Regions from separate parts of the Mus musculus genome. Here all the other regions are linked to region 1. A link is a loop called in an ENCODE intact Hi-C map of the cell type or tissue named here. Cell type or tissue: gastrocnemius. All regions are shown on one strand. Links, peaks and the distances in the headings refer to the core of each region. The heading gives the core; the rest is flanking DNA.

Region 1 (4,992 bases), core at 706-4,705:
CAAAAGGATGGACCATCTAGAGACTGCCTTATCTAGGGATCCATCCCATAATCAGCTTCCAAATGCTGACACCATTGCATACACTAGCAAGATTTCGCTGAAAGGACCCAGATATAGCTGTCTCTTGTGAGACTATGCTGGGGCCTAGCAAACACAGAAGTGGGTGATCACAGTCAGCTATTGGATGGATCACAGGGCCCCTAATGGAGGAGCTAGAGAAATTACCCAAGGAGCTAAAGAGAACTGCAACCCTATAGGTGGAACAACAATATGAACTAACCAGTACCTGGGAGCTCTTGTCTTTAGCTGCATATGTATCAAAAGATGGCCTAGTTGGCCGTCACTGCAAAGAGAGGCCCATTGGACTTGCAAACTTTATATGCCCCAGTACAGGGGAACGCCAGGGCCAAAAAGGGGGAGTGGGTGGGTAGGGGAGTGGGGGTGGGTGGATATGGGGAACCTTTGGGATAGCATTGAAAATGTAAATGAGGAAAATACTTAATTAAAAAAAAAGTTCAATTATAAAAAAAAAAAAAGTCCCTGGAATGATTTAAAAAAAAAAACTCTCAGTCATGCTCAATTTGACCACCTGAGGGCAGTATGTGTTCCATGATAGCTACTAATGTGTCCCAAAACATTTGTAGGTCATGTCATGTTGCAATGTCAAAAGAATGGGTGCCTTTGAATCTAGATGCTGGTGGGATTTTTATTTTCATATTTCCTGTGCATGGTTAGGTGGGCCCACTAGATCTTCTGGCCACCGCTTGGTCAAAACGACTTGCTAGCTAGTAAGACTATTTGGCCAGTGCAGCTTTACCTTAGGCCCTTCAACCTATTTGCTGCCCCGTTATGAGCTGTCTTTCCCTAGTCAGAAGCTGATGGACCCTAATGGCTCTTCTTGGGTTTGTTTGTTTGCCTTTGAAAATGCTCTGTGGGTTGGGGAGATGGCTCAGTGGGTAAAATGCCTGCCGTTCAAGCATGAGGGCATATGTAAAAAGCCAGGTGTAGTGTCATGCAGAGCAGGTGGGTCCTGGGGGGCTCATGGGCCAGCTAATCTAGCTGAGTCTTCAAGATCTACGTTCAATGAGAGACCCTGTCTCAAAATAAAAATAATGTGAAGTCTAATTAAGATACTGGACCTTGACTCCCTACACATTTGTAGCAAATGTGCAGCGTGGACTTCATTCGGGTCCCCTAACAAGCAGAGTACAGGCTGTCTAGGTCTTTGTTCCCTGCCATTGGATCTCCTTCCCCCTACCTGGCCTGCCGGGTTGGGGTTCAGTGGGAGAGGTTATGCCTAGTCCTGCTGACACTAGATATCCCAGGATGAGGTGGCTTGCCCAAGGGGAAAGCTCCTTCTCTTAGAAGAATGGATGGGGAATAGGGGGAAGGATTTGTAAGGGTGAGAATGGGAAGAGAGGAGGGAGGGGGCTTTGATCAGGATGTAAAGTGAATACAAAAATAATACTAATAAATAAAGCTGGTCTGGAAAGATGGCTCAGTGAAACCTACATGTAAATAGATGCTCCCAATTAATCGTAGCACCAGAGAGGCTACATAGAGGAACTCTGGAGCAAGCTATCTATCTACACTAGCCTATGAACTCTGGGTTCAGCTGTAAATCCTTACACTAATAAACGAAGTAGGAAGTGATGAGAAAGACACCCAGTATCAACTTCTACCTCTGTTACATTGACACATCATCATGATCAACTCTAGGTTCCCATGAGACCACTCAGTGCTGTACAAGCTCTGTGGAGAAACATGCAATCATGTATCGCTTGACAAAGAGAATACTTGAGAAATAGACCTAGAGGTAGAAGATTGCGGCAATGTGGAAGAAGTAGGCCAAAGGTAAGTCAGGGTAAAGGTGGGGAGTCTAGAAGATAGTTTATGGGGACCGTGTAGGGTCCCCATGATCAGAGAGTCAGCCTCCCCACAGTCTCTCAGTGCACACGCTGGGGGATCCTTGCTTTATTTGCTGCAGACCTGGATGAATGTGCCATCTAACAGCATTGTTGTGGCCCAAAGGCTGACTGCCTCCATGCCCTGAGCTCTTACCACTGCACCTGCCAACCAGGATTTGTTGGAGATGGCTTATTCTCTAAAGGTGAAGTGGAGGGCAGGGCCCGAATGGAACCACCACAGGGCCAGGATTGTCCTTCCCCTTCCCCATGGGAGTTAGAGATTTTAAGTGCTTAGGTCACAGAGCCACCCTCTGTATGGCCTCCCATCTTACCTGCACTCACATACAGGTGCACATATACGTGGAGGCCAGAGGTTAACTTCAAGTATCCATCCTCAGGAGTCATCCACCTTGGGCTGGTGGTTGGTTGTGTTGTTTGTTATGTGTTCATGCAGTATTTCTGGTTGAGACACCTAGGATTTGCCAATTAAGCTAGACTGGTTTGCCAGTGACCTCCAGGGATCCTGGGATCTCCATTTCCCAGAACTTGGATTATACATTTGTGCCACCACACCTGGCATTTTTCTACTGAGTGCTGGGTGTCAAACTCTAATTCTTACATTTGATTGACACTTTACCAACTGAGCTATCTCCTAGCCTCTGTGTTATTTCATCTTTGCTATCCAGTTCTTCCAGTACTAGTTTTTCCTTACAATCTGCACCACCATAGTCAACCTAATCCCTTCTTGTTCCCTTTCGGTGAATAACTAAGTCCCCTCTCTGTGTTGTATCAAAATGGAGTCCATATGTCAACAACCACCTTCCCACTCCTAATCTTCCATCAGGGCTATTTGCCTATTCAGAGTTAACGTCTGAGTTCCTTTGATAGACAATTGAATATGAGGATGCAGAATCTGTGGATAGAGAGGGTTGACTATGTTTGTGCACATGAAGAGCTAGCTATACTCACATGGTTACCATACTCATATAGATTCATGCATCCCAGTGGGCACATGTGTATGTGCACACCAACTTCCACATTTACTGCTATTTGTTGCTGTGCTGCTGGCCTTTAGTTTTCAGTGAGGGCGGAATGGTTGCCAAGGATCCTGAAGTGGACAGACACAGCATGCTGTGGAGTGGGGGGTATTGCAGTGGTTTTGCCTGTAATGCCCACTGCTTCCAAGAGGTGTCAGTAAGAGCATACATCTGAGCCACGCTCCTCAGCAAAGAGACTTCCCTAAAGCAAGGGCAGAGACTGAAATAGCTTTCTCTGAAATGTAACACCAGATCAGTCCACAAGCATATAAATGAAAGGACACAGGCACAGCAGGGCCCACAGTGGGGGGGAAAGTAAGCACAGATAACCCTTTGTAGAATTAGATACATCATCCAGCCTGGGGTGGCCTGCTGTGGAGGTCCATTGCCCAGCTGCCAGAACCATGAAGGCACTTCAGAAGAGTTCAAATAAAGAAAGGTTTGTCATCTACACACAGAGTCCTCTCAAAGACAGCCAGATACAGGAAGTACATTGGAAGCCAGCGGAAGCCACTTCTGAAGCCACTCCTTGCTCTCTTTCTGTCCTAGCTGGATACCTTCTCTGTAACTCCACAGATTCTGGCAAGTTTTGGAAACATACTTTTTTGGGAATTAAAAAAAAAAAAAAAGACCCTTGCTTATAAGACCAATCAGCTGGGCTGCCTCTGAATCACGTTAGGGCTCTAGAGCCTGATTATTATCTGCCTGACTTGCTTGCTGGGCCTTCAAGGCAAGCATCTGATCCCTTAACTGCTCTGTGTGTGTGTGTGTGTGTGTGTGTGTGTGTGTGTGTGTGTGTGTGTGTTTGTGTGTGTTATTTTTGGTATATCTGAGTGTCCTGTGTGTGTGTGTGTGTGTGTTATTTTTGGTATATCTGAGTGTCCTGTGTGTGTGTGTGTGTGTGTGTGTGTGTGTATGTTTTCATGGATATATACCACATCTGAAAACAAGAAGTGAACATCATTGTCTTATTTTCTTCCTCTCTTTTCTTTACTACTTTTATTTGGTGGTAGTGGTGGTGATTGTATCTATGTACGCAGACATAAACACAACGTGGATGTGGAAGTCAGTGAGCAGCTTGTAGGGATTAATTCTCTCTCCTTCCACCACGTGGTTCCAGGGAATCAAACTTAGGACTTCAGGTATGTGTAGCAAAGGGTCTACCTGCTGAGCCATCTGGTGGACCCTGTTCTACTCCATTTTTTGAGAGAAGGTTGCTCAATAAACCTGGAGCTTACCATTTGACTATACCACCAGCCAGCAAGCCCTTTGAACCCTCCTGTCTCCCCCTCCAGTGAAAATAGGCATGTATCACTACATTCAGCCTTTTACATGGGAACTAGGGATCTGAACTCGGATCTTCAGGCATGCACATCAAGCATTTTATTAATTGAGGCATCTTCTCAGTCTCTCATGTTTGTTTGCTTGTTTGTTTTTTATCAAAGAACGAGGGTTAGCCTTTGCTGCTATGTCCTCATCCTTAGCTGACCTTGGCCTTGTGAATAGATGACTAGACAAAGCCAAGAATCAAGCATACATGAAAATTTAGTCCCCTACCCTCTTCCATCCTTATTTACACAGTCTCCAACAACTCACCTAACAGTTCCATCCCCCTAGGTGAACCCAGTCACCCTTGACACAGAAGAACCCTTGACCCTGTACATCTCACACCTGGGCCAGGTCAAGCATATCTTGGAATTTTGGCCCGCTCTTGAAAGTCTGTAAGGCCATACCGGCTATGTTATTGTCAGAAGCAACTATCAAGATTTCTTCTGAATTAATCACCTGGATGGCCTCAGCACCCTTTAGCTAGGCCATGGGAGACCAAGACCAGGGAAATACCAGCTGGAGGCAGTGAGTATAGCAGGAGCTCAGGGCCAACCGGGGTCAGCAAGCCACGCCTTGTGGCTAACAGTCCAATTACAACTGCTGTAGAGAAGAAAAACTTTAATGTACCTGGGCTCCCATGCCTGAAAGTGAATCTGAAAGTGAAGATTCTGGCACTGAGAAGAACTGATTGGGGGAGGGGGTGCAGGGCATGCAATGGC
Region 2 (4,992 bases), core at 206-4,205, 120 kb after region 1:
TTTTATCTGCGTTTTATGTCACTCGTGAGCTGCAGCAAAAAACTTTAGACCCTATATTTCCGAACTACGTCATGAAGTCCATACTGTGTGCTTTGCTTTTCATAGAGAAGTGGGCAGATGCCCTCAAAAACGTGGGCTTGCCATTTGTGAGGCAGTGTCGCTCTATGTCATCTTGGCTGGCCTGGATCTCGATATGTAGACCAAGCTGGCCTCAAACTCACAAACTCGTCCTCCTGAATGCTCCGTTTAAAGGCACGCTCCTCCACACTTCTTCACCAACCAATCTTCCTTCACCAACCTTTAATGCTCATTTCTAACACAGACATGGTGGCTCACAACCAACTGCAGTGTACACCCATATGGTTTACATACACATACATAAGGGCAAAAGGCATAAATCGAAACAGATCAACCCAAGCTTGCCACTATTCCCAGCATTTGGGAGGCTGAGACAGGAAGGCCGCTGAGTTTACAGGCTAGCCTGGGCTCCAATGAAAACCTGCCTTGCAAGAAAAATAAGTCTGGGTTATGGGGGCAGACAGCCCTAGACACTTCTGAGGGGATATAGTATTGCCAAGCCTGTTTCCTCGTTGGTGGATTAAACCCGGAAGTTCCTTTATTGCTGTATTAGTCAGGGTTCTCTAGAGTCACAGAATGTCTCTCTATTGAGGGAATTTATTGTGATGACTTACAGTCTGCAGCCTGACTAACCCAACAATGGGCAGCTGTGAATGGAAGTCCAAGAATCTAGAAGTGACTCAGTCCCCACGAGGCTAGTTGTTTCAGCTAGTCTTCTGTAGAAGTAGGCTCCAACAGATGTGCTGGCAATTAAGTGCAAGCAGGTGAAGAAGAGTGAGTCTTCCTTCCTCCAATGTCCTTATGTAGGTCTCCAGCAGAAGGTGTGGCCCAGATTAAAGGTGTGTACCACCAAGCCTGGATCTGGGACCTGCTTTGTCCCCAGCTGACCTTGAACTCAGAGATCCCCTTGCCTTCGTCTCCTGGGATTAAAGGTGTGTACTACCTTACGTGGGCCTTTGCTTTTCATGGCCACTATGCCTCAAGATCTCCATGCTAAAATCCAGGTCAGAAACTTGTGTCTTCCAGCCTCAAGATCTGGATCACAGGTGAGCCCTTTAATTCTGGATTGTAGTTCATTCCAGATATAGTCAAGTTGGCAACCAGGAATAGCCATTACATTTGCTTAACACAAGGATGAGACTCGAGTTTGAGGAGGTTGGTTGAGGGACATGGAAGTAAAGAACAAAGAAGGTCCAACTTGGGAGAGAACGAAGGAGGGAGGAAAGGAAGACTCTATTTAAACGTAAGCCGGCTGGGTTGTGTGTGCTTTTCTGTTTCAGGCAAATGGCCCATGTCTCTCCCTGGCTGTATGTGTTCATGGGGGTTGGAGTCCCACCCCTCCATTCTAAGTCTTTCCAAGCCACAAATCTCCCCACATCTGGACCCAAGGTACAGCCTGGAGCCTCCCCTCGTGCACTCCACCCCTGCCCATGTTTGGGAGCATATTGACTCCACCAGAAGTTAGCAGGTCACCAATTTATTTTGAACAGGGGAGTGAGGACAGGGAGAGGGGAGAGAAGACACGCAGGAGGCCTTCTGAACGGTAAACCACGGCTGAGTGGATCTCAGGACCTCACTGGGTGGTGCCATCTCTGGGGGAGAGGGGGTGACAGAGGCTCAGGTCACATTCTCCCAACAAGCTTTGGCTTCCTTCACCAATCTATGTATTGGGGTGTGTGAAACTAAAACTGTATAAATCCCTCTTACATATCTGTTCAAGTCCTAAAGACCCCGTTCTTCACTGCTCGGGACCCCATCTCCCAAATTCCATTTGCAGCTCCACCTTTGACAAGTTACTTAGCCTCATAAAAGCATTCTTCTTCTATCTATCTGAATGTTGTTCAAAAGAAGATTAAATGAATGCACAAAGTACTTGGAGTCCCATGAGTAAACTCTAAGAACGATCCTTACCACCATGCCCTTCTCATAGCTCTTGCTTCAGACCTTCACACCCAGTACTTACCTGCCTACTGGGGGTCTCTGGAGCTGGGGGCCGCTGAGAGAAGCTCTAGGAGGCGGGCCTGGGGGTGGGGGTGCTGAAAGAAGAAGCTAGCTAGAATAGGAGTTGCCTGTGCCCTGCGCCAGATTAAGCGCGCCCCCTGGTGGGAGCTGCTACAAGTGTACCAGCCCTAAGGGCCAGATCCTGGAGGCAGGTTCAGGGATATGGGCTCACGGGGTTGGGGGTGGGGCAGGTAGACTACTAGACTGTCTGAACGTGTGGAAATAGGTGTGGGGTTCTGGCGGAGCAGAAGTCAGTACCTGAGTGTGCGCAGACGAGACCAAGCCCAGCGGCCAGCGCAGCACCCAGCACGAAGGCCGCCAACACCAATGCCACCACCGGTGCAGGCTCCAGTGCTGCAGGGGCTGGAGCGGGTGGCTCCGGGTGTACCGACCTGCCTGGGAGACTCTTGGATGGCCCTATGGGGACACGCGCAAGGCTGAGACTAGGCCTTGGACCAAGCTGTCCTTCCCATCCCGGTCCCAGGGCCGTTTGTGAGCTTACTAGGGGACGGACGAGGTATTGTGACCACGATGGGCTGTGTCAGCATGTGCAGGTGGGGGCTGTCGGTACCAAGGCTCAAGCTGCTGCCCGCACATGCCTCATCCTGAGGCAGACACTGGGTTGCAAGGGAAGAAACCAGACTTCAGTGCCTTGGTGGTTCTGGGTCTGGTCTCCCAGGGCTCCTATGATGGGCTTAAGCTTCCAGCTTTCCACTAGAGCTAGGAGGTTACCACGGGACTCCTGGGCGTAACCATAACCATAAACCTAAACCTAAAAACGGTTTCAGCCCTAGAACACCCCATATGTCAACCTCTAGGTCTCAAGTGAGGCCTGCAAATCAAATGTGCAGAAGTTTAGATAGATCGCAGTGTTTTCTTGAATCCAGCCTTCCAGCCCTAAAAGGACTCCAGATCCCACCCAAGGATCTTAGAGCACAGGCTGTACATTTCTAGTCTACTTACCGGGAATCCTTCTGCAGAGCCCCATGAGGGATATCTCTATACCCAGTACCCATTGTGAGAGGGACCCAGACCATAAAGCACTTTGCTTCCTAAGGTCCCTCAGCTGCCAGAAATGCCTTTGCCTAGCTAGAGAATATTCCGCAGGTGCCGAGATTACTGTTTCTGTTAGCGCACCCGCAATGGTGCTGGTGGGGTCAAAGGCACTGGTGTCAGGCGGACAGCTCGGCGGTGGTGACTGCTGCGACGGCGGCAACGGCTGATCTGGCAGTGCAAGAACTGTACTGAGGCATTGAATACCGGACGCAGGCGAAAGCTGAAGCGTGAGACGCTAGCAGCATCCGGGCGTGGAGGTGGTGAGAAGCTGACAGAGTCGTCGGCGGGGCAGCCCCCACGTAGAAGCACCAGGGCAGGCCCCAGGGTCGGGCGTGAAGAAGGTGTTACTGAGCATCGGTGAAGGGCTAGGCCCCATCTCGGTGAAGGACGGGCCAGGGCCGCCTGCAGGATCAAGGCGCCATCAAGGTCGACCAGTCCCCATCTATCCCTCTTCCCAGCCACCCTCGTCGTTTAAGGCGCCCGCACCTGCACAAACACATGGCTGTCCGCCGGAACCTCCAGTGGCCCTGCGCGGCGAGGGAACGCGTCCTCTGCATCTGATAACTCCAGACTGAAAAGGGGTCTGCGCAGCCAGGGGCCAGGCGCCCCAGGTAACAGAGGTGCTGAAACAGAGCACATAGCAAGGGCGCAATTCCCTCTAGGGAGCCCTTGTCTCGCTTTGAAAAGGGATGCATTACAGGTGGTCTCTTTACCCATGCTCAGCCGCATGCCAAATTCTTTCCAAGTTACAACCATGTACCGCTTAGTGGCATCAGGGCCTAGTAGAAGCTGAAGCCAGCACAAAGCTGTGCTCTTTCATTTTCTGACCTTTTGTGCCATTTGCAGAGTAGGCAAGGGGATGTGGGGGACACACGGAGTTAATGCCCTCCTGTGGTGGTGGTCAGCAGAGATGAAGTCAGGATTCTCTGCTTTGCCCAGGTTGCTAAAGCCTTAGAGTCTAAAAGATCCAGTATGAGCTACTGGCCACTAAGGAGAAGTAGGTTACTGGCATCTGTTGCAGTCAGGAGGGTGCCCACCCGTATCCCTCCAGAGGGCAGAGGCTCAGTACAGACAGGCAACAGGACTGGGAATTTCTGTTCAACAGATCTCTAAGTCCCCAAACAGAGGAGAGAGAGCACCAAGAGGTAAGGGTGGATGGTCTCTTTTGTGTTTACCCAGGCTTGCACTTACACACACACACAGCCTATACAAGCAAATGACTGCTTTCAAGCAGCAGTTAGCTGGGGGTTTATCACGAATGATTTGCACACTTGACCCTATATCCACAGCCCTTACCATCACTTGGTTGAGAAATTTAAGGCAACTGGCAGAGGGGCTAGTCTGGGAAAAGAAAAAGGGATGGCACCCCTCCCCCTCCCCACACCACCACACACATCCAGGTGCAAAACGCAGTTGAGAAGGGACAATGGGCAAGTGGGACACAATGCCCCCACCCCGTGGCAGCCTCTACGTACCACGTGGTGTACCGTGCTTACTGGAGGTCCCAGGGAGCAGGGCCAGGAGCAGGAGCGCAGTGCCCACCATGGCGGCCTGTCCAGGTTCGAGTGCTCCAGACCGGCAGCGAGCACCTGGCTGGGCTGTACCCAGCCCTCTAGGTGTGGGTAGGTAGCCCTGGCCTTGGTGAGGCTGCCACCCTGGGAAGCAGGGAGCGGGGGCGGAGGATGGAGGGGCTGACATCTGAGCACATGCTCAAGGCCAGCCATGGATAAGGGCTTTCTTGATGTACTGAAATTTCTACAAGGGGGGCCCCTCACAAAGCTGCCTGATGCCTTCGGTCACTCCAAACACCTCCCACCCAGCTCCCGGCCCGGCTAGTTTCCCATGAATGTCATCCCT
Region 3 (4,992 bases), core at 644-4,643, 180 kb after region 1:
TGTAGAAACCATGTCAAACGTTCTGGACCATGCCCCTCTCTGCTCTCTGACTGACATGACCATGACCTGCATTTTCCTCTTGAAACAGAAGAGTCAGCACCCTTTTCTTCCCTCTCTTTTGTATACACCTGTGTGTGTTTATTTGTGTGTATATATGCAGGCATGTGTGTATAAGCTCATGCTCCAGTGCACACACACACATGGAGGCCAGAGGTCAGCCTTTATTTATTTTAAAATACTTAGTAACTTCAAAATTATTTGTTATTTATATTTTGAGACAGTGTCTCACTTTGAGCCCTGGTTGGCCTGGAACTCACAGAAATTGGCCTGCCTTTGCCTACCATGAGTTGGGATTAAAGGTGTGTGCCACTATGCCTGGCTCCCTCCTGTTCTGTTCTGTTCTTTAGACAGGGTCTCATTTGGTAGCCCAGGTTGACCTCTAATTTGCCATATAGCTGAGGGAGACCATGTACTCCTGATCCTCCAAAGTCCACCTCCCAGCCCTAGGATGACCGACTTGTGCCACAATGCCTAGGTTTGTTGGTTTATGTTGAGACAGAATCTCATTATGTAGCCATGATTGGCTGGAACTTGTAGTCAAGGGTGGCTTTGAACAGAAATCTGCCTGCCTCGACCACCTCACAGCTGGGATTAAGGCAGGTGCCACTACCCCTGTTCCATGTTAGTTTCTGAAATGCAGTTTCTTGATAAGGCTGAAGCTCAGGCCTGTTGTGTATGGACTGAGCTAGGCTGGCTGGCTAATGAGTTCCAGGGATCTGCCTGCTACCTCTCCCAGTCCCAAGTGCTAGGGTCATAAATGCACACTACTTGTGCTGGGCTTTTACTGTTGGGTTTTGGGAGCTCCGAACTTAAGTTTCCATGATTGAGACACAAGCACTTTACAGAGGCATCTCCTCACCCTTACCCCTCCTTTTTTAACCTGGAATTTGCCAATTTGGCTAGGCTGGCTTGCCAGTGACCCCCAGGGATCTATCAGCCTGTCTCTGTGGATGGGATGAAAAGCGCACTACTGCTCTTTATGTGTGTTCTAGGGAACTCAGGCCCTTATGCTTGCACAGCAAATACTTCACCCACTGAGCCATATCCTTTGCCCCTTCTTTCCTTTTTTTCTATTGTTCTATACGGAGGGTGGAGCCCATGGCCTTGTGCATGCTGGGCAAATGCTCACCACTAAGCTACTGCCTCAGCCTCAACAAACACTTCTCTCAAAGGCAGTTGTCTATGCACCTGTCATCTTGCCTTTCCTGATGCAAACAAATAAGGGATTGGTTTTTGTTTGTTTGTTTGTTTGTTTTATTTATTTATTTATTTTTTGAGACAGGGTTTCTCTGTGTAGCCCTGGCTGTCCCAGAACTTGTTCTGTAGACCAGGGTGACCTCAAAACTAGAGATTCAACTGCTTCTGCCTCCGAGTGCTGGGATTAAAGTCGTGCATCACTGTGACCTCCCAGCATCAAACCAGGATGTTTTGAAACAGTCTAAAAGTAAAAGACCAAACTGCAGGACACTTGTAAGATGCCCTATGAGGAGACATCTGTCTGACTCTTCGAACACTCTGGGGAAATCTCTTCTCTGGAGAAATTTTTAATCTGGCCTGTGGTCTCAAGGTCTGTGACATTCTTTTCTATTCCTGGGTCCCCACAGTCACCAGATGAGAGCAGGCTGCTCATCTGCACACAGCAAGGACCACATTTGGTCTAGTGCAACCCTCAAGCTACCTTCCTTGTGAGATGGCTCACAAACCCAGGATAGAAAACTTTCTGGGAACTTCAAGCAGGGCCAAGTGCTTCAGCCTTCAGGCACATACCCCTGCCCCTGACTTCCTACAGGAGGTAGGAACAATGAGCATGAGGTTGGCAGTAATAGGACCAGCACAGCAAAGCTCCAAGGCTCAGAGAGGTGAATTCACCTGCCCGGGTCACACAGCTGGTCCTCTGTGGGACACCAGTGCTAACCACTTTGACTCATCAACTGGAGAGGACAAAACCAGGCTAATGTGTAGGTTTGTAACCCTGCCTGTCCTCCATTTCGTGTGGCAGGGCCCTTATTCTTGGCCAGCGGACTTTGGGAATGTATAGCTGGCTGGCTGGCTGAAGTAGGTGGGTATGAGCTTTTCTTTCTCCTCTCTTCTTCATCCTGGCCCTGGGTTGTACCTGGAAGTACCTGGGTCTGCTTGGAAAGATATTGAAGGACTCTAGATGCTCAAGAGTGCCTTTATCTGGAAAGCCAGGTCCTTGTCACTTAAGACCAGGTCTCATCTTTGTTTCAATCGATGTTGTTGGGTGAACAGCTAAAATCACATGAAGAGAGGTGAAGAGGCTATTGAGAGGTAAGTTTAGTTTCAGACGTTTTGTGCACTCAAGGCACTGACTTTGATGGGCTGGCAAGCTGGCTACCAGCACAACCAGAGCTCTCAGTGGATGCCCATACTGTAGTCTACATATCCTTAGCCTACATATCCATCTGGCTTGCCTGAACCCTACTCCTTAGCTCTCAACCTTCCGGGAGGCTCCTCTGTGCCCCCAGCCTTCGGGGTGTCCTCCTGCCCACCAGGTACATACTTCTATCCTAGGCCCTTTACACTGGACTCTTGGACTTAGAGGACCTAGAGTGTCTTCCCAGGCGCGACTGTCTCTTTCTTGTATGACTACATCCGGAGCACTCTGTGGAATCCACACTATTTCAGTGATTTATTGGAGGTCGCCCCATGACTTGGGGTGCTTCGGGGACATGAAGGCAAGGATCTTTGACTGTCTTGTTTACTGTTGTGTGGCCAGCTTTGAGGACATGCCAACTGGGGAATGCGCTCCCACGCGGGGCTGGCAGGTGAAGGAAAGGTCAAGTGAGCGAGGGTCATCCGAAGCCAGAGATTGTCTGCCCAGGCCAGCCTGTTCTACCCGTGCGCTAGATAGGCCCGCCCTCTAGCGGCCAGCTCTGGATTTGTAAGGGAAAGCCTCAGGGGAGCCCATCTCTGCCCCTCCCCCACGCCTCAGGCACTCACTTTGATCTCGATCTGCTCCTCCATCTCTTTACTCTTCATAGCTGCGTACTCCTTCTCCAGCCTGTGAGGACGGGGCACACGGTCAAAGTCCCGTCTCCCTGGGGTTGAGGTGGGCTTCCCATTTGAGTTCTCCACGCCCGGGCACTGACCTCTTCATCTTTTTAGGGTTGTACTTGACCTGATAAGCCTTGAGGACCAGCTTGTCTGGGCAGCTGTCAAACTGGTGGGGGATGACTCTCTGGAAGTACTGTGGAGACACAGGGAGTCATGGTCACTTGGGCCCTGACCACCAGGTCTGCCAGAGCTCTAACTGTATTCTGATTTGCCTGAGGCTTCTCTTTGTCTCAGCACTCAGGCTGTTTGTTTTTGGTTATTCAGCCAACATTTGTTGTGCAAATGAATTGACTGCAGGAGAGAGAACAGCTAGACTAGAAGGGAGGCCTGCCTTCCCAGCAGGCTTTTGGGGGAAGCGTGAGAAAACTGGGGCTGAGGCTGAGAGTGGGGATCAGCTTGGCCTGCAAAGCCTGACCTGAGTCCCATCCCTGGAACCAACAGTGGAAAGAATAAGAGAGTGGAAGTAGAGAATTGAATTGTGAGATACTGTGTGCCATGAGCCCTCCTCCTCTCTCCCTCTTCCCACCCCCACATTAACACTAATAATAAATAAAATTAAGACAATCTGGCCAGAGGACCTCCTGAAGGCAGGGCTGGGTGAATGGGGTCTGAGCATGGGGGAACCCTCCGTAGGAAGTGGGTAGACAAGCTCAGTGGACACAGGTCCTATTCCTCTGCCCAGCTGCTCCAGTCAGGCAGTCTTGGACAATGTATGGCCGTGTTCGCAAACACAACTGTGGTCTTTGTGCATTCTTTTCTGAAGCACCAGCTGGAGGATGCTGGGAGGGAATAGGGGCCTGTGTGATGGGGAAACCATGGTGAGGGGAAAGCTGGCTTTGGATCTAGCAGACTGTGCCAGGAGAAGGCGCAGGCAGGGAGGAGCAGGGTATGAGGCTACCTCAAGATGCCTGGCTCCTTCCCGTGTCCCCCAGGCTGAGAGCTGGGATGAAAACATACTGAAAACCTCCCAAATGTTTACTCTCAGGGTTTACTTTGCAGGCAAGCTTTGGGGACCTGCAACAAGTGGGTAGGAAAGAGTGAGTAGGACTTCCCCAAATCAGTTGAGTGTTGGCCTTCTCTTCTCCCCAGTACTAGGTTGCTGGCTCTGGGTTGTATCTGACAGAGCCTGGGGTTCCTCAGGGGCCTCAAGGGACGGAAGAAAGGATCCCAGATGCTCAGGAGTGACTTCTATTGGGAAGCCAGCCCCTCCCTTGTCACTTAGAATCTTTGTTTGTTTTTTGTTTTGGTTTGCTTTTTTTCAAGACTGAAACAAACTCAGAGATCTGCGTACCTTTGCTTCTCAGGTGCTGGAATTAAAGGTATGCACCATCACTGCTAGACCTATTGCTTAGAATCTTGTATAGCTCAGGTTAGCCTTAAACTTCTGATTCACCTGCCTTCACCTCCTGAGTGTTGGGACTAAAGACATACATCATTATGCCTGCTTATATAATGCTGTAAAATGGAACCCAGGGCTTTGTGCATGCTAGGCAAGCACTCTACCAACTAGCCATGGGATTTCCAGTGCCTGTCACCTCCAGGAGAGACAGTTTCATCTTCCCAGCCATCCTGACCCACCTGGGACATGCCCTCCATGTCCAGTTGCATCAACTCTGTCTGGTTCACTTGCAGCAGGGCAAGGCCTACTCGGAACACAATCTCCAGTCCCTGCAAAAGCAACCATAGTCCCATGAGCTTGCTGTCCTCCCATTAATAATCCCTCACCAATGAGCTTCCTGTCTCCCACCAGGAGGCTCAGACCCTCCTTGCATTCTAGCCCCTCCTTTGTCCTGTTAGCTAGGACTCCTTTTGGGATGTGATTCTCTCCACGTGCAGAGTGGAATGGGCAAGGGTGTC
Region 4 (4,992 bases), core at 606-4,605, 48 kb after region 1:
ACGCCGACAGGAAGTCCCGCCTACGCCGCGCGCACCCGCGTACCGCGACAGCCATGCCAACCAATGAGCGTCGCTTCTTCAAAGACACTGACCAATAGCAGAGCGCGCTGAGCAGGGGGCGTGTCTGGGCCGCGGGGCCGGGGAGCGGGTCGTGCGCGCTGAGGAGGAGCCGCAGCCGTCGCCGTCGCCGTCGCCGTCGCCGTCGCCGTCGCCGCTACCGCTACCGCTACCGCTCTGCCGCCGCCGCCGCCGCCGCCACCGCTGCCGAGGCCGTGCGGAGCCGTTATCGCCGCGCCGCCCGCCCCGGAGCAGAGTCCCGGGCCTTCCCGCCCGTGTTCAGGTGAGGCCGGAGGCTTCGGCGACTTCCGAAAGAGTAGGCCGCGCTAGGGCCTGAGCTCGCCTAGCCCCACGGGCGTCCGCCGGGCCTGCACCGGCCGAAGGCCCCAGGCCGCGGTAGGCCTGGGTATGGAGACGCGCGTGTGGGCCGCGGCTGGGCGAATGGGAACCGACTCTGTTTGATTCAGGTTGGCGACAAGCCTCCGCCGGGCCAGATTCCTCTGGGCTCCCGCGAGAGAGGCGGGAGAAGGACACAGCGTGGGCACGCGCTTTGGGGGGCCGGGCTCCGAGGCTTGGGGGGCCCCGGATAGTTGATCTCGGAGGCCCGGTGATCCGGGGGTGGAAGAGTGGAGCGAGGACCTTGGGCGCCAGAGGTCATGGCCCACAGACTTGCTCCCTCGGGAAATCCCATAGATTTCTTTTGTGGACGATTTTCTGGACACACCGCGACGAATCATGAGGTCCTTTTAGAAGTGTGCAAACCTTTCGTCTGTGTGTAGAAGTCTAGAAGAGAAAGGGGAAATTTTTTCTTTGATCGCCATCTCTAACAAAGCTGTTTTAGGGACGTTTTCATTTGTAAAATAACGTGTAAATATTAAAAAGGCAATTGCACGCTGTTGAACAATGGGTAGTGATGATGGATCTTCCCTTTCTCTTGTCTTCTGCTGCTAAAGCATGCCAAAATGGGTTTGACGCCTACTATGTGGAGAGCAGGTGGAGAACTTTTTTGCACTAGACAGAGCTTCCATTATCGGAAGTGTCCATGTGGGACACCGCTGGCCAGAGCTCTAGAAGAGGCAAGATCGGATGTTAAAGCTTTCTTAACCTCCTTGTTACAGGCAGTTAGAGTCAGATAATGGTTGGTTGGGAGGGCCTGGCTGCCCTATGCATTGCAGAAAGTTGGATAGCATGCCTGGCTTCTTCTGCCTACTGAGTATTAGCATCTCTGCCTCCTACTTCTTCCAGTTGTGAGTACCAAAAACACATTGAGGCGTTGCTAGGGTTCTTTCTCTCGTTTTTTTCCCTCCACCAAAACACATACACAGAGAGGTGAGAAATCTTTAAGCAGTCTTCCTGGAAAAGTTCTTCCAGCCCTATCCGATGATCTGGGTGAAGCACCTAAGATCTTGAATAAGCCGTATTGAAATGCCTGTGAAATAGCATGGGGAAAGTATTGTGCAGATGTAAAGATGTGAGGAAACCCCCAGTACACATGGAATATGCAGTTAAAATAATCACCAGAATCTTTCAACAATGGACCATGTGTTCATACTTCACGGGCATGTCCCCAGCCCCTAAGGTAGATGTTACAGTATCCATTTTAGAGAAGAAAGTGAAACAGGATAATCTCTTGCACTGTAGTGGCCAATGCAGGGTTTGAAAGCAAGTCCTAGATACCGCCAACATATTGAATACTGGTGTATGCAAAACTGTTGAGGTCTGGTTTTGAAAATGGTGTGAGGCTGGAGAGGCGGCTCAGTGAACAGGAGCACTTGTTACTCTTGCAGAGGACCTGTGTTCAGTTCCTCGCACCTACATGATGGCTCACAGCCATCCATAACTCCAGTTCCAAAGGATCCCATTCCCTCTTCTGACTTTGCAGAACATCAAGCATACATGTGGTTCCCATACAAACAAAACACACATAAATCTAAAAATATTTTCTTAATGCTGTGACTTCAAGGAGTGTGAAGAAGCTGAGAGAAATAGGAAATGTTTCTGTTGAAGTGCTGGTTTGAGGGAAACAACTTCAGTTTGGCTGTGTTCAGGGATAGGTCCCTGGGCAGCAGTAGAAAGGGAGAGACTGAAGAACATACCCATTCCTGTGCTTACGCAGTGGCTTCTCACACCGCTTCTCTCCGTCCTTTGCACACCAGCAGGAGTTGACTTTTCGAAGATGCAGATCTATGTTTCTCCTGATTAAAAGAAGTCTTGGGGCATGAAAAGAAAAATTATGCTGGGCTGTTCAAATGGTTCTAAACATTAAAATCAGAAGCCCTTAGTTTGGGATGTCCCACTATGCGCTTTTCTGACCTTTCTGCTCTTTTCCTGGAAAGCTGTGTGGACCAGCTCAGAGCACAAACACCATTTGAAGCTGCCCCCAAATGCCAAGGCTTTTCCACTTCCTCCAGAATGATTGGTGTTCCCATCACCTTCAGTGTGTTCAAGCTGGTTAAATGCAGAATGGTGAGTGAGATGCAGTGCCGGCCTTTTGCCCCTAGGTGGCAGTAGTTCTATGGAGAAAGACCAACAAGAGGGAAGTAAGCCTTTTGTCCCCTTCCCCAAAGTTGTATTTCAGCCCAGAGGATCAGCTCTGGAGAGGCCATGGTGTATATGAACTATGTTTAGATGGTTTAGCCTGGCTGGTGAGCAGTAATGCACCAGGTGATGTGGAAGCACAGGAAAAGGAACTGTTATTCAAGCCCAGGAGACCCCAAAATGTTCCCTGAGTTGTTGAGGCAGGAGGACCTAGTGGAAATAGCTAGGTAAAAGATGAGTGGGAAAGACTCTTCAAGAACTTGGTGAGTGGAGTAGGTGGAGCTATTAACTCTGGAAAACATACGGGGTATGGAACTTTTGGAAACGTAGAAGGAAGTGAGTAGCAGGTCTGTTGGGAAGAAACCTCAGATATTATGAGGGCCCACTCCAGACTTATGATCATTGACAGAGGGAGTCACATTTGCAAAGGATGCGCTGACTGGCAGGCATAAAACCAGTTAGGATGTGACTGTGTTCCTTCAAGTTAGAAAAACTGCTAATATGACACAGAACAGAAGCTTAGAAACAAGGAAACACTGAAACACACTTAAGGAATTTGGACATGTGGAAGAACAACGATGGCCAACCCTGCCTAGTGTTTGAGTGCTGCAAAGATGAGTGGCCACAGAGAACTTGAGAAGAAAGGCAAAGCAGTTTAATGTATGCCTGGAGACAAGAAAACACATGGCTGAAACAGAATGGAGGAAAGAGGATGGTAGTAGACTTTCCATGTCCACACATGTCCAGTACCAACAGTGGATGTTCACTGCATGCTCAGTAATGTATACCTACCTTCCCATTCTCCATCACTGGGGAGAAATGACCTCTTCAAGATTTTGGATTTAGCTCAGGTGGTATAGTCCTTGCCTCTCATACATGAAATTTTAGTTTTTATACCCAGTACCCTATAAACCAGAAATAGTTTCTCGTCCCTGTAATCCCCAGTACTCAGAAGTTAGGGGCAGATATTGCCATCTATGGGATTTAAGGCTAGTCTGGGCTGCACTGAAACCCTGTCTCAAAAAGAAAGTCAACTTGGTTTGAGAAGAAGCCTCAATGTATGAGACAAAATATAAAAAACGAAGGTTTGTTTTTATATAAAGTATACTGAATGGAATGATTATTGATTACTGAGAATTTGTTATTCGAGCAGATTTCAATCAAAGAGGAACAGGGAAGGCTATCTAGGATCAACAAATGGGCAGAATAAGAGAAAAGGAAGGCACCAAGAAGCTTCCAGGCCTGAGTGGGCCAGTTAAGCCAGACCAAGAGGACTAGGGAGGATAAATGTGGAGATAAAAGTAGAACGTGGTTAAACAGAGCTGCTGAGGTTGGAATTGCTTCTGTTTTGTGTTCCCAGTGCCTGGCACATGGTTGGCATTCCACCCATGCCTGGAGAAGAAAGTTAGTGTGGAATTCAAAAGTGACTGGATGCAATTACGCATCAAAGAAACCTTTATGCCAGAAGAAGGATTGACAGGAGACAATAGTGCACAGCAACCAATGTCAAGGCTGATGTCACCATGAACAGAGAAGCCTGGAGACATTTGGAGGAAAAGGTTAAGTTGGCTTCTTTACAGACATGTTTAGAAGTTGGGCTAGGTAAGAGGGGACAGGGACCTGATTGAGAAAGAAGGTCAAGAGGAGGGAGAGGCAGAACTTGTAGCTGGATTAGATAGAGGAAATAGAGATTACTTGGAGGACAAGTATGTAGTGCCTCCACAGAAAGTAATTCAAGGTGATGGAAAGGTTTGGAGAAGAGTAAGGTCAGGAGACAGGTTAGGGAACCACACACACCTTAGATTTAGGAGTAAGGGTATCCACATTTTTTATGTATTGTATAGCAGTTGGTAATGTCCACAGTGAGAACATGAAATGATTTACCCTCACTGCCTTTCAGGATTCGCTTTGGAAGTGAGGTAGAGCCCATGGGTTTTCATGCCCTACTGTGTTCCTGAGCTCTCTCTGCAAGAGCTTCACCAGCTCTAGGTTGCTGGCACTTTCAACAGGACCCTAGAGCTGGCTAAGTTCCTAGGCCTGTAGAGCTCTTGGACTGGGCAGGCCACTCTCTGCACCTGACTCACTGTGAACTTACTTGCTGGAGCTACCCCAGGCAAGTGGTCTTCCTTTTCTTGGCTGTGGACAGGGGCCAGTAAGGATCTGTATGTGCCTCATCTACCTGAGCCCTTGATGGGTGGCAGTCAAAATTGGTTCAAGTGGCACCTTCAGTTTTTTTCTGCCACCAGAGCATTTCCTGGGTGATTGCTCCTCCCTCCCCCACCACCCATCTCGAAGACTCCAGGCATACAATATCCTTGGTGGAATCTGAGAGCCTGTAATTTCCTTTCCTACTGTGTAACACACCAGGGTTGCCTGGAACCCTGATTTTGGGGGCCC
Region 5 (4,992 bases), core at 317-4,316, 230 kb after region 1:
TCAGCTGGTCTTTTGTAGACATTGGAACCTCAAAGGAGTAGGTTTTAATGCCAGTGACGACTTGCTAGCAAGGCAAGGAGCAAGCAGACAAAGAGCAAAAGCTTCTTTCCACGTCCTTACATAGGCTTCCAGCAGAAGATGTGCCCCAGATTAAAGATGTGTCTTCCTGTCTCAAGATACATATGAAAGGCATGTGATCAAAACCTCAAAAGATTCACACTAGGAATGGATTTACCCGCTTCAAACCAAGCAAAACTCTCACAGTGTGCTCTCCATTTCTGGAGTTCATCCCGATGCAGTCAAGTTGGCAATCAAGAATAGCCATCAGAGTGTCTGAGAGTGATTTCAGAGAAGCTTAATTTTTTTTTTTTTTTTTTTTGCAGGGGAGGCCCATTTTTTAAAAAAAGATTTATTTATTTATTATATATAAGTGCACTATAGATGTCTTTAGACACCAGTAGAGGGCGCCAGATCTCATTACAGATGGTTATGAGCCATCATGTGGTTGCTGGGATTTGAACTCAGAACCTTCAGAAGAGCAGTCAGTGCTCTTAACTGCTGAGCCATCTCTCCAGTTCCAGGAAGGGCCATTCTTAAGGTGGGTGGCACCATCTGAAGGGCTGTACTCTAATCCTGAATTTAAAAAAACGCAAGAAAATGTGTTCAATTCTGCCTGCTTCCTAAGTGCAAATGCAATGTGAGCAGACATTCTGGGCACCGCAGTGGGTTTTACCCTCAAGTGAAGAACCACAATGAACATTTCCTTTGCTTTTGTCAGGTGATGACTACAGCACGGAGGAAGATAGCACAGTGGGCGGGTGTCTTAGGGCTCCACCACTGTGATAAAACAGCGCTGCCAAGAGCAACTCAGGGAAGAAAGTTTATTTCATCTACACATCTATCTCACAGTCTCTCCTCAAAGAAAGTCAGGGTAGGAACTCAAGGCATAACTGAAGCGGAAGCCATGGAAGAACATTGTCTCCTGGGTTACCCAGTCTGCTTTCTTATACACTCCAGGCCCATCTTCCCAGCAGCAGCACCAATCACTGAGTAAGAAAATACCCTACAGGCTTGCCTATAGGCCAGTCTTGTGGAGGGATTTTCTTTCTTTTTTTCATTCATTAATTAATTAGTTAATTAATATCCTGATCACAGTTTCCCCTGCGTCCTCTCCTCCCAGTCCTTCTCTTTCTCATCTCCTCCCCAGACATCCTTCCTTTCCCCTCAGAGAAAGGGAGCCATGTAGACATTTTCTAATCAGGGTTCTTTCTTCTCAGATAACCCTAGCTTGTTCAAGTTGATAAAAATACCAATCAGGGCAATGGAACCTTTGTCAAATTGTCACATAAACAGAGTCATTGCTAAACCATAACATTATCTTTCTTGTTTATCCTCAAGATCTCATGTCAATATTAATGCCATAACACAAAATAGTTCAACTTTTAAAATCCCAGGTTCCTTCCTTCCTTCCTTCCTTCCTTCCTTCCTTCCTTCCTTCCTTCCTTCCTTCCTTCCTTCCTTCCTTCCTCCCTCCCTCCCTCCCTCCCTCCCTCCCTCCCCCCCCCCCTCTCTCTCTCTTTCTTTCTTTCTATTCAAGCACTTTGGAAATTCAGCCTCTTGCCTGGATGGTGGTGGTGGTAGTGGTGGTGGCCTACGCCTTTAATCCCAGTACTCAGGAGGAAGAGGCAGGTGGATAACTGAGTTCGGGGCCAGTTTAGTCTTCAGAGTGAGTTTCAGGACAGTCATGGCTACCTTGCCTTGAAAAACAGAAGAAAACAAAAAATTCCAGTCTCTTTAAGACATCCAAAGTCTCTTTCAAAATTCAAGGCCTCTCTAACACTTCAAAGTCTCTTTAAAAATCGCTGTTTGCCTCAAATATTCAAGGACTCTAAAGTCGCAGTTTTCCTAAGCTGTATCCAAGGCTTTGTAACTGTAGGCTTCTGTATACTAAAAAAAATTAAATTCTTTGAACTCCACACGAAGCAGTAGCCAGCGAGGTGGGAGGTACATCATCAGGCAATGCAGAGAGGGTTCCTGATCAAGGAGCTGATTTTCCCTGGGACAGGCTCTCTCTTTGGTCCTGAGGTCAGCGAGTGAAGCAAGGTAACCGTGAAGGCAGAGGCAGAAAAGCAAACAGAGCAACGCTTTCCGTGATGTCTGGCGCCACCCAGAGGACTGAGGGGGAATTTCCCTCTAAGAGTCTAAAAGCTCCCTGAGCGCTCGCTTTCTCTCTCTCTCTCTCTCTCTCTCTCTCTCTCTCTCTCTCTCTCTCTCTCTCTCTCTCTCTCTCTCTCTCTCTCTCTCTCTCTCTCTCTCTCTCTCTCTCATTTTCTTCCCTTCCTTCTTTCTCTCTTTCTTTTTCTTCCTTTCTCTCTCTTTTTCAATAATTTTTTATTCACTTGAAATCCTGATCACAGCCCCCCTCCTTCCTCTTCTCCAAGTCCCATCCTAACAAGTCCCTCCTGCCACTTTTCCCTCCCTTTCTCCTCAGAGAATGGGAGCCCCTCCCCCTTGGGTACTGTCCCACCCTGGGACATCTAGTCCCAGTCGGACTAGGCCTAGCCAGATAGTCCAGGTAGGGTGAAGGGGATCCAATGGCAGGGAACAGAGACCAAGATAACCTGTGTTTTGCTTGATAGGGGACCTACATGAAGACCAAGCTGCACACTTGCTACAGTGTGTAGGGCATCTAGGTCCAGCTCCTGCATGCTCCCTGGTCCAGTCTCTGTGAGCCCCCATGGTCCCAGGTTAGTTGACTCTGTAATTCCTCTTGTAGTGTCCTTGACTCGTCAGGCTTGCTCAAATCTATCCTCCACTCTTGCATCTTCCCAAGCTCTGCCTGATGCTTGGCTGTGGCCTCTGCATGTGCCGCCATCCACTGCTGGATGAAGCCTCTCAGGAGACAGTTATGCTAGGGTCCTGTCTGCAAGCAGAGCATCATTAAGTATCAGTAGTTGGTTCTTTCACAGGGGATGGGTCTCAAGTTGGGGCAGTCATTGGTTGGCTGTTCCCTCAATCTGTGCTCCATCTTTACTCCTGCACAACTTGTGTAGGACACATTTTGAGCTGGAGGTGTTATGGGTGGATTGACACCCCCTCCCTCCTCTGGAAGTCCTGTCTGGCACAGGAGATGGCCACTTTAGTCTCTATATCCAGCTATATCACTCCTGGGCATATACCCAGAAGATGTTCTACTACACCACAGGGACATTTGCTCAACTATGTTCACAGTAGCTTTATTCATAATAGCCAGGAACTGGAAACAACCTAGAAATCCCTCACCTGAAGAATGGATAAAGAAAATGTGGTGTATTTACACAATGCAATAGTATTCAGCTATATAGTAAGGCATCATGAATTTTGCAGGCAAATGGATGGAACTTGAGAATTTCATCCCAAGTGAGGTAACCCAGAGCAAGAAAGAACACTTATAAGTTGCTATTAGCCATAAAGTACAGGACAATCATGCTATAATCCACAGACCCAAAGCAACTGCATAATAAGAAGGTCCCAAGGGAGAGTGCACAGATCTCACTCAGAAGGGGAAACTAACTAGTTATTTGATGGATAGAGAGAGGGACCTATGAGTGTGTGGGAGAGGGGAATGGGGATGGTGATCAGGCATGGGGAGAAGGTGGGCAGGAGAGGGCTGGGAGTGAAATGGAAATCGGTGGAGGGGGACGAGGGGGCATCTCTGGTGACAGGCCACAGGCCTGGTAGTGGGGATGATACGGGGAGTCTATTGGGACCCCAGCTGAGGTTCCTTAGGTTTCAGATACTAGGGGAGGCTGAGCCTTTGGCATCACCAGGAAAAGGGCCTTCCTGGCTGGGAGACAGTGGGCTTGGAGACAGCGTCCCTGAGGGAGAGATGCTGGGAGGGGCTCTTTATCCTTTGCCCGGCCTTAGGTGCCAGGAGAAACAGGCTCACGGTAAGGGGAGCACCAGGTGACACTGGCTTGCTCCTTGAGGACATGGAACCTATTGGGGAGGTGGAAGAAGCACATGACACCAGGCAGAAGGTCGAGCCAAGACAAAGGGGGGGGGCAGGAAGCATGGTCTGGGTTTCTGCAGCCTGTGGCTGAAAGCACCTTGAAGTTTGGGTGGCTCTTTGTAGCCTTGGGGAGCCCAGAGGGCTGGTCATTCCTCCACTAGTTCCATGGAAGTTTGTTTTGAGAGCAAAGGATGTGCTAAGCTCTAGAACCACCAGATGATGACTGTGGCATTTTATTTGAATGCTAGGTACAGAAACCTGGAAGAAATGCTTGGGGGTCTGTGAATAAAAGAATGAATGAACTAATGAATGAAGAGAGAAATAGAGGCATGTGGAGATGGGAGAGACAGACAGACAAAGAGAGAGAATGTGAAAACATGAATGTGAATGAGAATGCACCCAGTGGGTGTTCAGGTACCAAATCAGTGTTTTTAAAAATATTCACCCAGGTGTAGTGCTGCATGCCTTTAATTCCAGCACTCAAGAGGCAGAAGCAGGCAGGTCTCTGTGAGTTCAAGGCCTGCCAGGAACACATAGTGAGACTCAAACAAACCATAAAACAAATTGCTCACAACCCAAAGATGTTGTAGACACTAATATACTAGCTAACATGAAACATTCCAAAGTTTTACCAATGAAGACAGAGTCAGAAATAGAGAATCCACTAAATACAACACATCAAACCATGTATACACTTAATAGTTTATTATTTTATTTGGGTGCTGGGGATGGGACTCAGAGAGCCACCCATGCTAGGCAAACTGGGGTGTATCATTGAGCTATACCCCAGCCCCAAGCGGGTGTGACTCTACTGAGGGGATTTGTGGAACTGAAATCACCCACAGAGGAAGAGGGAAGCGCTGCAGGGTAGGGTGCCTCAGGGACTCTCTCAGGATCTCAGAGGTCTCAGAACAGGGGCACTGGGATGAACAAGGCAGCTGGAACGGGAGCAGAGTGCCCCCAAGTTGCCTGTGTGGCTAGGGGAGCACAGACCCTCAGTA
Region 6 (4,992 bases), core at 316-4,315, 100 kb after region 1:
TTCCAGAACAGTACATAATGTGGTTTCCCCCACTCCCTGGACATTTTTTTTTCCTTTACATAACTCTGGCTGTCCTGGAACTCACTTTGAAAAACAAGGCTAGCCTTGCACTCAAATCCACCTAGCTCTACCTCCCAAGTGCTGTAATTAAAAGTGAGTGCCACCATATCCAGCCATAACTTCATTCTTTATGACTGAAAAAAAAACTCCATGCTCTCTGTCCATTTCTCTGTTGTTAGACACCTAATTTGGTTCCATTTCTTACATATTGTAACTAATGTGCCAATGAATGCCAATGCATGCAAGTTTTTATTTTGGACTTGTGGTTGATATCATCAATAGATACGAACCTGTGAACATATAGGGCCTACAATGTCATGTATCGTGGATGTTCCTGTAATTCAAATTCTGTTATAATAAAAGAGACATCTGTTCACTGTTAAACTCCGCTGTCAACAGAGGAGAGGAAATCGGACACTCAGTGGTAACCAGATGTTACTGTGTGTGCCTTTCTTTCGAGCCTCTAAATGTTCATTCTTGTTTTTCAATTTTATATTCTTTCTAGACCAAATCTTATTCTTCTGGGAGCAGAAAAGGGTTTTTGTCAGGCTTGCTAGATAACATCAAACAAGAATTAGCCAAAAACAAAGAGATGAAAGAAAGTATAAAAAAGTTCCGAGATGAGGCCAAGAAGCTAGAAGAGTCGGATGCTCTCCAGGAAGCCAGAAGGAAGTATGTGAGTATCTCAGTCCCATCTCTGTTCCCTGGACCAGAGCCACTGGGGGAAGGCAGCCAGGTCATAGCGCTGATTCAAAGGTGTCAGAGCAGGAGCAGGTTGCTTCAGCCTCCCGGCCGTGCAAGATTCTCTGTGGCACTGTAGTTAACTGTGCGGTTGGCTCTACCTCCAGCATTGTAGATAGCACAGTAGAGCCACCAAAGTAATTACTTTTGGGAATCATGGGACCCCTGACAGAGCCATAATGCTAATAAGAAATGGGCCATAATGCTGGTGTCCTTTAGTGCTCGCTACTGTCTCTTCTTCTGTGTGTGTTTTGTGTGCACATGTGCACATTTATGTATGTGAAGGCAGTGGACAGTGTCAGGTATCTGCCTTTCTTGATTGGTTGCTACCTTCTTATTTTGAGGTAGGGTCTTTCCCTGAACCTGAAGTTCAGGGGACTCTGTTGAACTAGTGAGCATTAAGGATCCACCTGTCCTGCTGCCTCGCATCACCTCACCCACCTTCAACACCAGACTAACAAGCACATGCTTGCCTCCCCTTCTTTATTTCACATGGTTTCTGGAGATGGAAGGCTCTCATCCTTGCATAGCAGGCACTCCATGCTCTGCGCCACCTCTCTGCCTGATTACTCCCTGGTGTCTCTTGAACAGCCATCTAGTTCTGGCCACTGGGATGTCTACCAATGAGCCGCTGAGCCTCAGAGTGCAATGCTCTTAGCCCGGGTCCTCTGCATTTGAATCTGTTGATCCCCACCAGTTCCCCCAGGAAGGCCTTTCCCTTCTATGCATTTCCAAGCTATTTATTTGGAGGATACAACTTGTGTGATGAAAGATGGCCTTGTCCCATCAGTAAAGAGTGAGTTATCTGGGAACACAGCAAGCCAGGGACCCAAGATTGAACTATAGAAATGAAATGGTATTGGTGTGTAGTGGTTGGCAGAAACATCTCTTCCCACTCAGAGAAAGACTCAGGGCTTGGGGATTCCATATTCTGGAGGTAGCTACCAAATGGACATGCATGGATATGGTGGCTTGAATAGGCATTGCCCCCATAGACTCACGTGTTTCAATGCTTACCCCATTGGGAGTGACAATATTAGGAGGTGTTGTTGCAGGAAATATGTCACTGTGGTGGGTGGGCTTTGAGGTCTCACATGCTCAAGCTAGTCCCATTGTGGCAGTTATTTTCCTGCTACCTGCGGATGTAGTTGTAGAACTCTGCCTGTATGCTACCATGCTTCCTACCGTGACAATAATGGGCTAAGCCTCTGTAGTGTAAGCCAGCCTAGTTAAATGTTTTCCTTTATAAAAGTTGTCATGGTGTATCTTCATAGCATAAAACCCTGTCTAAGACAATAGAATTGAAGCTCTTCACAGAGTTTAAGCAGCCAGTGCTCCTGGGAACCTTTGATTAGATGCTCAAGTTCACTGTTGGATCCAAATAAACGGAGGAAACTCTTTGATCCTAGAAATCCATCGAATCAGAAACTGTGCGTACCAGTGAAGCAATAAAAAAGAAGCTTGGAGAATTAACAGGGACAGTGAAGGAGGTAAGGCCCGAGGGCAACTTAACAAGGGCTGAAAATAGAATGGGAGGGGCTCTCCAACCCAATTCAGGGTACAGGTAGGTGTAGGCTCCTCCTAGAGGGATAATACTCAGTGCTGGGTTAAACATCCTCTCACTTTTGTAAATGTTTCACGTGGCTGGGAATTGCCATTCCACTCATGTCCATTCCAGGGAGCACCCTGAACTTAAAAGGTTGAATGCAGTATTCTTATTCTCAAGGCTTGCGATAGGCCTGTGCGACATCTTCCCCTCTGCCTCTGTCTCAGTAGAGTCTTGATGAAGTCAGTAAGAGTGACCTTGGCCGGAAGATCAAGGAGGGGGTAGAAGAGGCCGCCAGGACAGCCAAGCAGTCAGCGGAGTCAGTGTCCAAGAGCGGGGAGAAGCTGGGCAAGACGGCAGCCTTCAAAGCCATCTCCCAGGTGGGTGAGCCTGGCTCAGGCCAGGCAGGAGCAGGGACCGCCCCCCAGTGGTGGCTCTCAGCAACCACAGCCCTGTCCCCCCTGCAGGGTGTAGAGTCAGTGAAGAAGGAGCTTGACGAGAGCGTGCTTGGACAGACGGGGCCCTACCGCCGGCCCGAGCGGCTCCGGAAAAGGACAGAGTTTGCTGGAGCAAAATTCAAAGAAAGCAAAGTGTTCGAGGCTAATGAGTAGGTCCCAGACAGGCTCCTGAGTGGTCCTGGCCAACTGGTGTCTGTTCTCAAGGTCCACTGGGAGGTGCCAGTGCAAGTCTGTTTCTCTCTCAGGGTTTCTGGCTCCCTCCAGAGAAGCTGGGGTTTGAGAGATGGGTGAGGGGAAGAGAGAAGAGAGAAAGCTGCAGTTGAAGCTCCTGGATACAGAGCGGAGCCATCATCTGCATCCTCCCAGTGGTCAGAGGAGGGTGTAGCGTCCTGGGCTGACCTCTGCAGGGCTGAAGGTCACTCCAGCTGCCTGCCTTTTCCCACAGGGAAGCATTAGGGGTTGTGCTACACAAGGACTCCAAGTGGTACCAGCAGTGGAAGGACTTCAAAGATAACAACGTTGTATTCAACCGTGAGTGTGGCCAGCCATACACTAGACAGAACCCCACTTTATAGAAGGAAAGATGGGATCAGACAGGGTTAAATCTCCTTAAATCTACCCACTAAGCTACCTGTAGATCCTGTCACTAAGACGCTCGATAAGAGAACAGTTAAGATGTCAGGAGCCCTGGGATTAGCAGAGGTGGTGTCCCAATTTTTGTACAGCTTCTGAGAGGCTGTAGCTGAGCTCTGCATTTGGGCAGGTAGGTGGATAGGTAATCCCCATTCTGAGACGAGGAGGCAGGCTCAGGCCCAGAACTGACCCCTGTCAAGAAGAGGAGTCTTGCAGGAAGTTCTCAGACTGGAGTCAGGGTGTCTCAGCAGAAGGTCCCTCCTCTAGCTCCTTCCTGTGTGTATCCGTAGGCTTCTTTGAGATGAAGATGAAGTATGATGAAAGTGACAATGTCCTCATCCGGGCGTCGCGGGCCTTAACCGACAAGGTCACTGACTTGCTAGGTGAGTGTGGCGTCAGGGCTATTCTTTCTTCCCTGGCTACAGCCAGGTCTGGAAGCTTAGCCCTAACCTGAGGGCTCCTCTCCTTGCAGGAGGTCTTTTCTCAAAGACAGAAATGTCAGAGGTGCTAACGGAGATCCTGAGAGTGGACCCAACCTTTGACAAGGACCACTTTCTTCATCAGTGTGAGACTGACATCATCCCCAACATCCTAGAGGTGCGAGCCGCGCCATAAGCCGTGGTGGGGCCCTGGCCTGCTGCACCTCCTCCCCATCTCCCCATTCTGGATGGCACCCTAGGAGTGACTTGCGATTACCTCAGAGTCAAGTTACCGAGGCTCGAAGATATTTACCTCCGGTACAGCTCCGGTCAGGTCACAGTGCAGCCTGGGAGCGACGTCTCTTAGTCTTCCCCAGCTATAGAAGCTCCGTCCATCCTGCCATGACGGTTAGGGTTCTCACCAGGGGACACAACCCTTTCCTGTGCTCAGTGCTGGCTCCAGTGAGAGCTGTGGAGGTCTCTTGCCTTCTCCAGGTTGGGTTTCTCTGTTTTTGTGGTCGGATAGTCATGGCTCTTGTCCCTGAAGCTCTGTATTGTGCCTCCTGGTAAGGTGTTCTTGAAGCCATTTCCAGACATTGCTGGGAAAAGTCTAGGAGCCCCAACTTTTTAGGCATTGGGGAGGAGCAGACAGCAGACTCTCATTCAGACCTAGGGCACCCTGGCCATTTATGAGCCAAGCAGGCCTGGAGCCAGTGTCTCTGGCAGCCCTGACATTTGCACCCAATTGTTCTTGCCTCTTTGCTTGTAAGGCAAGAGAAGGCATCTTGTCCAAGCCACAGAGCAGCACACCCGTCACTGCTTCTCCATCTCTGCCTCTCTGCAGCACTCAGAAAGGCAGAATCTGGGGATCGTACTCAGCTCAGCCAGGCCTTCGTTACACTACCAGGAGAAAGCCCACCGCCCCCGGCCGGCCTTCTACCTCCGTGTGCTTTCTCCTCTCCTCTCTCTCCACTTCCCCAGCTCCTTCTCAGTCTTTGGGTGGGGCTGAGAGGAGGTGGGAAGGGAGCTGTCACCAAGAGCAGGCAGCCTCGTTAGGGCAGCACCACAACTGCTTCTCTCTGAGCACCTCCCTCACCCTCCTCAGCATAACTACCTAGGTTTGTGTGGCTGTGTC

The links. A loop is a pair of places that touch in the nucleus more often than their neighbours do. Peaks named below come from ENCODE experiments on the same cell type or tissue, not always from the same donor. Only the 100,000 strongest peaks of a DNase experiment are listed, where the experiment ranks them.
Region 2: it touches region 1 in a loop (5-fold over the local background); 10 of 42 quality-filtered maps call a loop at or near these places.
Region 3: it touches region 1 in a loop (3-fold over the local background); 8 of 42 quality-filtered maps call a loop at or near these places.
Region 4: a loop joins it to region 1, with 4 times the contacts of the local background. A loop is called at or near these places in 5 of 42 quality-filtered maps.
Region 5: a loop joins it to region 1, with 6 times the contacts of the local background. A loop is called at or near these places in 19 of 42 quality-filtered maps.
Region 6: a loop joins it to region 1, with 3 times the contacts of the local background. A loop is called at or near these places in 12 of 42 quality-filtered maps.

The regions. Positions count from the first base shown.
Region 1 is chr8:4,368,480-4,373,471 of GRCm38, reverse strand. It overlaps the pseudogene Gm7434. Among named protein-coding and RNA genes, the nearest start is that of Ccl25, 21 kb to the right of the region's middle. In gastrocnemius, for the core only: a CTCF peak has its summit at 3,094; a DNase peak (open chromatin) is centred at 3,203; H3K4me3 peaks cover 552 bases; H3K27ac peaks cover 2,031 bases.
Region 2 is chr8:4,247,971-4,252,962 of GRCm38, reverse strand. Tgfbr3l (transforming growth factor, beta receptor III-like) reads right to left here and starts at 4,749. Exons shown (of 7, transcript NM_001195258.1): 1 at 4,611-4,749; 2 at 3,622-3,758; 3 at 3,217-3,537; 4 at 2,582-2,696; 5 at 2,338-2,496; 6 at 2,042-2,114; 7 at 1,540-1,670. The coding sequence starts at 4,680. The coding sequence ends at 1,652. In gastrocnemius, for the core only: a CTCF peak has its summit at 2,176 (motif pointing left); a DNase peak (open chromatin) is centred at 2,186; H3K4me3 peaks cover 302 bases; H3K27ac peaks cover 355 bases.
Region 3 is chr8:4,191,396-4,196,387 of GRCm38, reverse strand. It overlaps Evi5l (ecotropic viral integration site 5 like), which reads right to left. Exons shown (of 20, transcript NM_001346730.2): 8 at 4,714-4,803; 9 at 3,171-3,268; 10 at 3,022-3,082. Among named protein-coding and RNA genes, the nearest start is that of 4932443L11Rik, 12 kb to the right of the region's middle. In gastrocnemius, for the core only: a CTCF peak has its summit at 2,944 (motif pointing left); a DNase peak (open chromatin) is centred at 2,942; H3K4me3 peaks cover 279 bases; H3K27ac peaks cover 1,149 bases.
Region 4 is chr8:4,320,234-4,325,225 of GRCm38, reverse strand. Elavl1 (ELAV (embryonic lethal, abnormal vision)-like 1 (Hu antigen R)) reads left to right here and starts at 126. Exons shown (of 6, transcript NM_010485.3): 1 at 126-340. It also overlaps a transcript of Ccl25 not described here. In gastrocnemius, for the core only: a CTCF peak has its summit at 2,547 (motif pointing right); a DNase peak (open chromatin) is centred at 2,547; H3K4me3 peaks cover 1,779 bases; H3K27ac peaks cover 3,442 bases.
Region 5 is chr8:4,137,397-4,142,388 of GRCm38, reverse strand. It overlaps Cd209g (CD209g antigen), which reads right to left. Exons shown (of 8, transcript NM_027343.3): 8 at 4,682-4,992. The coding sequence ends at 4,987. Among named protein-coding and RNA genes, the nearest start is that of Cd209g, 5.2 kb to the right of the region's middle. In gastrocnemius, for the core only: CTCF peaks have their summits at 470 (motif pointing right) and 2,156 (motif pointing left); DNase peaks (open chromatin) are centred at 2,156 and 2,513.
Region 6 is chr8:4,265,599-4,270,590 of GRCm38, reverse strand. Timm44 (translocase of inner mitochondrial membrane 44) reads left to right here. Exons shown (of 13, transcript NM_011592.2): 3 at 566-736; 4 at 2,211-2,291; 5 at 2,578-2,727; 6 at 2,815-2,954; 7 at 3,251-3,336; 8 at 3,729-3,821; 9 at 3,911-4,035. Among named protein-coding and RNA genes, the nearest start is that of Timm44, 7.8 kb to the left of the region's middle. In gastrocnemius, for the core only: a CTCF peak has its summit at 2,778 (motif pointing left); a DNase peak (open chromatin) is centred at 2,783.